Linked DNA regions of Homo sapiens: region 2 is linked to region 1. A link is an interaction called in ENCODE POLR2A ChIA-PET data of the cell type or tissue named here. Cell type or tissue: PC-9. All regions are shown on one strand. Links, peaks and the distances in the headings refer to the core of each region. The heading gives the core; the rest is flanking DNA. Region 1 overlaps LINC-PINT (long intergenic non-protein coding RNA, p53 induced transcript). Region 2 overlaps PODXL (podocalyxin like).

What was found. ChIA-PET counts read pairs that join two places held together with the same protein. Peaks named below come from ENCODE experiments on the same cell type or tissue, not always from the same donor. Only the 100,000 strongest peaks of a DNase experiment are listed, where the experiment ranks them.
Region 2: POLR2A ChIA-PET joins it to region 1 with 6 read pairs; 2 of 35 experiments call an interaction of 5 or more read pairs at or near these places.

What each region holds. Positions count from the first base shown.
Region 1 is chr7:130,985,679-130,990,068 of GRCh38, forward strand. The region is part of intron 3 of LINC-PINT (long intergenic non-protein coding RNA, p53 induced transcript); the gene reads right to left. Among named protein-coding and RNA genes, the nearest start is that of LINC00513, 74 kb to the left of the region's middle. In PC-9, for the core only: no CTCF peak of the experiment used is centred there; DNase peaks (open chromatin) are centred at 1,583 and 3,953; H3K27ac peaks cover 765 bases.
Region 2 is chr7:131,519,646-131,524,035 of GRCh38, forward strand. All of the region lies in intron 1 of PODXL (podocalyxin like), which reads right to left. It also overlaps the pseudogene RPL31P36. Among named protein-coding and RNA genes, the nearest start is that of PODXL, 35 kb to the right of the region's middle. RefSeq lists an enhancer at 3,153-3,252. In PC-9, for the core only: no CTCF peak of the experiment used is centred there; a DNase peak (open chromatin) is centred at 2,306; H3K27ac peaks cover 2,780 bases.

The sequences.
Region 1 (4,390 bases), core at 77-4,076:
CAGAGATTTTGCACATCTTATTTTCTCTCCTTGAAAATTAATGCACATATTCTGCCCTCCCTCCCCCGATATACATGCCTACCCAGGAACCTGTACATCCTCACCTACATAGGGACACATTCCCCTATGCTAAGCTCCCAGGACACCTTGACCTTCTCCACCAGAGCACTTAAACAGTTTGTAACTACACGTAACTATGCATTATGCAGTTATTTAATTTAGATCTCTCTCTCTCTCACTAGACTATAAGAAGCTCCATGAGGGTGGACACTGAGCTCATTTTATTAGCGTGTTCCCCGGTAGTGACTACTCAACAGATATGTTCTTGAATGAATGGTGGCTTCGGGCTTTCAGAATCTGTTGCATCCATTGCCAAAAACAGGGATAATTCTGCCAGACAGACACGGGGCTCTGCTGAAGGGGCTCCATCCCCCACATTGTGCACCCCCACCCCTGGGTCACCAGTAATTAGATGGGCATTGTCTACATACACTTATGTAAATTTTTGTTTCCTACACTTCCATGGCCAAAATAAATCTTCAGATATTAAAAAGAAATAGCACAAAGTTCAAGACACATTTGGGTAGCAACGCAGCAGAGAAGACTCACGGCAGTGGGTTACTAAGAAACACTAGAAACAAAAAGGAAAACAAATTTCAGCCAAAGGAAGTCCTTGATGAAACAACCCTGGCAAGTGGATACACATACACACACAGACCAAAGCAGTGGCTCTCAGATGAGGGTGCATGAGATCCTGGGTTTGCTGCGGGATGCCACCACAACCAGGGGGTCAACAGCAAGGCAGTGTGAAGATCCTAGAAGGAGGCCCCACTCCCTGCCCCTCCTCTGATCGCCAGGGCCTGCCGTGCATGCTTGGCACACAGGAGACCCGGTGTGCACTGAGTGTGGTGCTCTCCCATTTACCTAACAAACCAACAATCAATGGGCATTTCCTAACTCACTGCGTAGAGTGTTTTAAATGGCTCACAGCTGTGGTTAATTTTTACAAGATGTTCTAACACTTCAGTCTTCTTATGTGATAGGGATGAGAACAAAACCGGTGGGAAGAAACCCCATAATACATTTGGCTCTAAATTCATATCTAGTTATGGGGTTAGAGAGGGTCAATTTCATTCATCCTTTCAAAATAGTGTGCACTGCAAATAGTGTGCACCTCGTTCTAGGTGGTGTGGATAGGCACTGAACAAGACAAAAGGCCTTTTCAAGGAGATAACATTCTGGAAGGAGACTGACCATAAATACTAAAGTAAAAGATAAAACCCATCAGATGACAATACATGGTATGAAGAAAAGTAAAGCAAGAGAGGGTGACAGAGAATGTGTGTGTGTTGGGGGTGGGAGGTGGGAGTCAACATTGAAATAGGGTGTTCAAGGAAAGCCTCCCTGAGAAATTGCCATATGAGCAAAGATCTGAAGAATGTGGAGAACCATGCAGACATCTCCGGAAGGACAGTTCCAGACAGAGGGACCAGCAAGTGCAAAGGGCCTGAGGCTGAAGCATGGCCTGTCTTGGGGCACATGAGGGAACAGTAATAGGAGGTGAGATCATAGAGGTGAGTGAGGGGTTTCATAGTCCAGCACTAAAGACTGTTGGCTTTGATTCTGAGAGCCATGGAATGCAACTGAGGTGATGCATGCCGCACCCTGCCCTGTGGAATGCTGAAGAGGGGCAGGGACATGATCTGGCTGTGTTGAGAATAAACTGAAAAGAAGGCAAGGAGGCAGCTAGGCCAGTGACCGGGCTACTGGGACAATGCAGGTACGAGAGGACAAGGGCTTGGACTAGGTGCAGCAGCACAGGTACTTCCACAGAGTTGTTGGGGTCTTCACAGAGCTTGAAGCGAAGGCCCTGGAGCTAACTCTCACTTCCCTAAGGGCTGATCTTAGTGATCTTAATGCTCTTCTCACTAACCATGTTTTTTGTTTTAATTAGTACTTTTACAAAAGAAAATTTAGTGGGTTTTAACCTGCTACAGAAGTAATAGATGATCAGGCTGGGTGTGTTGGCTCACGCCTGTAATCCCAGGACTTTGGGAGGCTGAGGCGGGTGGATCACCTGAGGTCAGGAGCTCGAGACCAGCCTGGCCAACATGGTGAAACCCTGTTTCAACTAAAAATGCAAAAATTAGCCGGACGTGGTGGTGTGCCTCTGTAATCCCAGCTGCTCAGGAGGCTGAGGTGGAAGAATTGCTTGAACCCCGGAGGCAGAGGCTGCAATGAGCTGAGATTGTGCCACTGCACTCCAGCCTGGGCAACAGAGCGAGACTCCATCAAAAAAAAAAAAAAAAAAAAAAAATAGATGATCATTATAGAGTGCAAAAGGTCAAGCAAACCAAACCTGTGCATCACATTATAAAAGAACTTAACATACAAGTGTTTCTTATACTGTCACCACCATATATTAGCATTTTAAATCCGTGAAAATAAAAGACTTCTTCCCTAGGTGAGGAGAAAGATCATTCTATACACATGACCATGGTAGTTAATGACTCTATGTAACAAAAGGTTTTCCATTGAAGATCTATTGATATACAGCAGGACAAACACCAAACAGAAGTACTGTATTCTTAAAACCAAGCTTAGGTCAGTATGGTCTAACCCTGAAATCTTTCAGCTGTGCCAGTTTGAGATTAATGAAGAAATGTTTGGCCCATCACTCACAAAACCACACTTTTCTGCACAAAGACTTTCTCTTAGAGACACCCATGATGATAACATAATGTAAAGTAAAATTTAGATATGGTGAAATTCTTAAAAAATGAAATAAAGTACCCTTTTTAGTCTCTGCATTGTTGATTAACACGGGGGTTAAAAAAAAAGGTAGGGGAAGCTCAGTGCGCAGAACTGTTGTCATGGAAACCATCCTACTCCAGGGCAGGGGAGCAGCTCTTCATGCTGTCATCAAGCCACCAAGAATCTCATCTGTTTGGGAGACAGAGCCACGTCCTCCCCTAATCAGAACATTGCTGTTTAGTCAAACATGATGACTTGGCCTGGTCTGTAGCTGCAAACAAAATTAAACTGTGATTCTCAACATTTGACTCTTCTGGCTGATATGGCATATTTGTTTAGCTTCTCTCGAACAGAGCTACCAACAGATCAGTCACTCATGGTGACTCGGGGAGCATCAGTTGTCCACCAGAGCAGAGCTTTTCAAACTCCGAGATGCACATGAGCTGCTTGCAAGTCCTGTTAAAAAGCAGATTCTTATATAGATAACTCTTATGACAACATCGCCTGTGCTATAATGTACATCTCTCAACTCTTCTGAGCTATTTTAATTCATCCTAATTCATTTTTATTAACATTTTTCAGACATGTGTTTCTTTCTTAGTTTGCTTCTGAAGTATAAAGATAATAGTGATGAGGTTTTAAAAAAAAAAAATACTGCTTCTCTATGACAAGGACGCCCAGCAAAGGATCACCTGAGCCTGGGAGATGGAGGCTGCAGTGAGCCCTGATTGTGCCACTGCACTCCAGCCTGGGCAACAGAGTGAGACTCTGTCTCAAAAACAAAACAAAACAAAACAAAACAAAACAAAACAAAACAAAAGGATCCCCAGCATATCTGTGAGCGTGACCTACTTTTTTTGTTTCTCTGAAATCCTAAGATGACCAAAAGAAGAAGTGTAGTGAAAAAAGGCTGAATGTAAGTCAGTAAGCAAAAGAGAGGCTGGTCTAACAACCATGATTGTTCTTATACCTTGGGAATCCTGTAAAAGCACAGAGGGAGGGACCTGGCAGAAAGGAAGCCAACAGACAAGAGGCTATAGTGGCAACAACTGCTTGGAGATCTATAAGATAAATCAGGGAGATCACAATCAATTGTTTATAGACTCTGAAAGGACCAACAAGAATTACCATTGAGTTATGTAAAGAAAAAAAAACTATTAGCCAACATCTATTAAGGAGGAAAAACAAAGGTATACACAGCTTGGGGCAAGATTTGAAGAAGCATAACCCCACCTACATACAAAGGCATGTGGCAGAGAGCAGGCCTACTCATTCTGTGTGGCTCCTGTGGCTTGAACCCAAAGGTAAAATAGAAAAGGAGAGGCTAGGCACAGTGGCTGACACCTGTAATCTCAGCACTTTGGAAAGCCGAGGCGGGCGGATGACCTGAGGTCAGGAGTTTGAGACCAGCCTGGCCAACATGGCGAAACCCCGTCTCGACTAAAAATACAAACATTAGCTGGGCGTGGTGGCAGGCGCCTGTAGTCCAAGCTACTCGGGAGGCTGAGGCAGGAGAATCACTTGAACGTGGGGGGCAGAGGTTGCAGTGAGCTGAGATTGTGCCACCGCACTCCAGCCTGGTAACAGAGAGAGACTCCATCTCAAATAATAATAATAAAAGGAAACAGAGATGGAC
Region 2 (4,390 bases), core at 175-4,174, 530 kb after region 1:
AAAATAGTAATAGTTATTTAAAGCATAATACCTTATGGGCAAATATTTATAAATCTGAAGCAGACGAGACAGACAAATTTCTTTCTTTTTTTTATTTTTTTGAGACAGAGTCTCACTCCGTCCCACAGGCTGGAATGCAACAGTGTGATCTTGGCTCATTACAATCTCCTGGGGTCAAGCAATCCTCCTACTTCAGCCTCCTGGGTAGCTGGGACTACAGGCATGTACCACCACGCTCAGCTAAAATTTTTGTATTTTTTGTAGAGATAGGGTTTCACCATGTTGCCCAGGCTGGACTCAAACTCCTGGGCTCAAGGGATCCATCTGCCTCAGTCTCCCAAAGTGCTGGGACTACAGATATGAGACACTGTGCCCTGCCACAAATTTCTTGGGAAAGAAAAAAACTTACCAGAGTGACTCAAGGAAAACGGAAATAATCATTTATCCTATAATCATAAAGAAATTGAGCCTTTCCAACTTGGGTGCGGTAAAATGGCTCCTGCGAAGAGGGTGGTGAGAAGAAAGGCCGTTCTACCATCAACGAGGTGGTGACCCGAGAATGCACCATCAACAATCCCAAGAGCTTCCTGGAGTGGGCTTCAAGCAGCATGCCCCTCAGGCACTCACAGAGATCCAGAAATTTGCCATGAAAGAGATGGGAACTCCAGATGTGCGCATTGATACCAGGCTCATCAAAGCTGTCTGGGCCAAAGGAATAAAGAATGTCCCATACCTATCCCTGTGCGGTTGTCCAGGAAACAGAATGAGGATGAAGATTCACCAAACAAGCTCTATACTTTGGTTACCCACGTGCCTGTTATCACTTTCAAAAATCTATAGACAGTCAGTGTGGATGAGAAATAACTGCTGACTGTCGAATATGTCAAATAAAGGTATAAAACCACAAAAAAGGGAAAAAAAATAAATTGAATAGGTACTTTTTTCATAAAGAAACTCCAAAACAGGATTCAAAGATCAAATCATTCTGGCCTTACATGAACTTTCTGTAGCACAATCTGTTCTGCTCTAATATGTGTCTGTAAAAGGAATTGTTTCATGTACAATCGTCCATCAACAAAACATGAAAAGCGCAAACCAAAGAAAAAGACTGATACATTTAGCGTCAAAGTTAAGAATTTGTGTTCATCAAAAGAAACAATAGGACTTCCAGTTTCAGCTAATGAGAGCAGAGACTGGAAAGAACTTTGCTCCTACTCTGACTACAAGAAAAAAGCTGAGAGGCTGGGCATGGTGGCTCACGCCTTTAATCCCAGCACTTTGGGAGGCTGAGGCGGGCCGATCACTTGAGGTCAGGAGTTCGAGATAAGTCTGGCCAATATGGCGAAATCCCATCTCTACTAAAAATACAAAAATTAGCCGGGCGTGGTGGCAGGTGCCTGTAATCCCAGCTACTCAGGAGGCTGAGGCAGGAGATTTACTTGAACCCAGGAGGCAGAGACTACACTGAGCTGAGATTGTGCCACTGCACTCCAGCCTGGGCGACTCCATCTCAAAAAAAAAAAAAAAGCTGAGAAGCCAAAAAGTTAAGACTTTTCTTGAGCCCTGAGGTCATGAAGAAAACAATGACCCTGAAAAGTGGAGACAGATGGACAACTGCAGGGAGCAATGGGACCCGAGCACACTTGCTTTACCTGGGACATGGACAAAGTTCGTTAAGAAGATTAAGGTCAATTTTTTTTTTTTTTGAGACGGAGTCTCACTCTGTCACCCAGGCTGGAGTGCAGTGGTGTGATTTCAGCTCACTGGCTCACTGCAACCTCAGCCTCCAAGGTTCAAGTGATTCTCCGGCCTCAGCCTCCTGAGTGGCTGGGATTATAGGCATGCACCACCACGCCCGGTTGTATTTTTAGTAGAGAAGGGGTTTCACCATGTTGGTCAGGTTGGTCTCGAACTCCTGACCTCGTGATGGACCCACCTCGGCTTCCCAAAGTGCTGGGATTACAGACGTGAGCCACCACACCCAGCTGATTAAAGACAATTTTCAAATGAATTTCTAAAAGCTGTGTATGGGTTAGTATGAAAATGTGAAGCCCTGTGAGCTGTAGGCATTGTAAGGTCCACAACACAGGGCAGTTTACTCCTGGGAACCCCGCCAGGTGCTCATAGGAAGCCTTGAAAAAGCAAACCCTTGCGGGTGGGGCTGGCTGGGGAAAGAAAACAGCCGGTGCTGAAACTCCATACCCACCACATTCCCACAGGGCAGGAAAGAAGCCTTTCAGGTGGAGGTCAGTAAAATCTACAGCCTGAGGGCACTGGCGGAAACCTCCCGCAGCCAGGGAAGAGAATAGGAAAGATAAAACAGCTCCTTATTCCTGAAGCAAAGCAGAGCTGTGGGCTAAACCCAGCCCGAACATCTAGGAAGAGGCAGGAATGCCAGTGAAGGCCGCACCCTCAAGCTCAGCTTCCCAGGGCCTGAGTGAGACTTAAACAGAACATCAGGAAATGGTCCCCTCCCCTGTTCCACAAGGCCAGCAAGTGTGAAGTAAAAAATAACAGTGGAGCAGCAGGGCGCAGTGGCTCACGCCTGTAATCCCAGCACTTTGGGAGGTCAAGGTGGGTAGATCACCTGAGGTCAGGTGTTCGAGACCAGCCTGGCCAACACAATGAAACCCTGTCTCTACTAAAAATACAAAAAATTAGCCAGGCTTGGTGGCACATACTGAGTAGTCCCAGCTACCGAGACAGGAGAACCGCTTGAACCCGGGAGGTGGAGGTTGCAGTGGAGCTGAGATTGTGCCACAGCACTCCAGCCTGGGCAACATGGCGAGGATGCATCTCAAATAAAAACAGTGGAATACAGCTGTGGGGAGCTGCAAAAGGCAGACTATTTGAGGAGCAGCAAACAAGGATGGGCTACAGCCAAGCAGGGACCCACAGAGATATTACTGGAGGACTTTGCAGCCCCGGGTGCACCGAAGGTATTCATAGCAACAACAAATTGTGAAGCCCAGCCTAACTCGTGCCTTGATTAACATAAACCTTCGCACTAAAGACACAGCAAAAGAAAAGCCACACAGTAGGCAGCCACTAATCTACTTCTGTCTATGGACTCACCTATTCTAGAGAGTTCATGTAAACGGGATCATACACTACGTGGTCTTCTGTGACTGGCTTCTTTCACTTTGATGTGTTTTCAAGCTTTTCTCTTTCACTTTTGTTTTCCTGGTTCATCCATGCTAGCATGTGTCTGTTCCTTACTCCTTTGTATTGCTAAATGATATTTCACAGTATGGAGCTTCCATTTTTGCTCATCCATTAATCGGCTGATGAACATTTGGGTTGTTTTAACCCTTGGGCTATTATGCATAATGCTGCTATGAACATTTGTGCACAGGTTTTTATGTGGACATGTTTTCAATTTCCCTTGGGTACATACCTAGGATTGGAATTGCTAGGTCATATGGTAACTCTTTATTTAGTATCTGGAGGGACTGCCAAGCTATTTTCCAAAGTGGCTACCCCATTTTAACATGTCAATCAGCAATTTTTTTGTGAATCCAATTTTTCCAGATCCTTGCCAACAGTTATCATCTTTTCCATTATTGCCATTTTAGTAGGCACTAAATAGTATCTCACTGTGGTTTTAATTTTTATTTCCCTAATTACTAATCAAATCCAACACTACATAGAAAGGACATAATGACCAAGTGAGGCTCATCATGGACAGTTCAGTATTTGAAAAATCAATCAATGCAATTCAACACATTAAGAAGCAAAATAAGAAAAACCATATGAGCCGGGCATGGTGGCTCACGCCTGTAATCCCAGCATTTTGGGAGGGTGAGGCGGGCAGATCACGAGGTCAGGAGATCGAGACCATCCTGGCTAACACGGTGAAACCCTGTCTCTACTAAAAATACAAAAAATTAGCCGGGCTTGGTGGCGGGCACCTGTAATCTCAGCTACTTGGGAGGCTGAGGCAGGAGAATGGCATGAACCCAGGCGGAGCTTGCAGTGAGCTGAGATGGCGCCACTGCACTCCAGCCTGGGCAACAGAGCGAGAATCCGTCTCAAAAAAAAAAAAAAAAAAAAAAAACAAGAAAAGAAAAAGAAAAAGAAAAACCATATGATCAGCAGACTCCTCAACTCCATACAAGATTATTTTTATATTTGCAGAAAAATCATCTAACAAATTTTTTTTTTTTTGAGATGGAGACAGTCTCACTCTGTTGCCCAGGCTGGAGTACAGTGGTGCAATCTCGGCTCACCTCAACCTCCGCCTCCCGGGTTCAAGCAATTCTCCTGCCTCAGCTTCCTGAGTGGCTGGGATTACAGGTGCACGCCACCACGCCCAGTTAATTTTTTGTATTTTAGTAGAGACGGGGTTTCACTGTGTTGTGCAGGCTGGTCTCGAACTCCTGACCTCAGG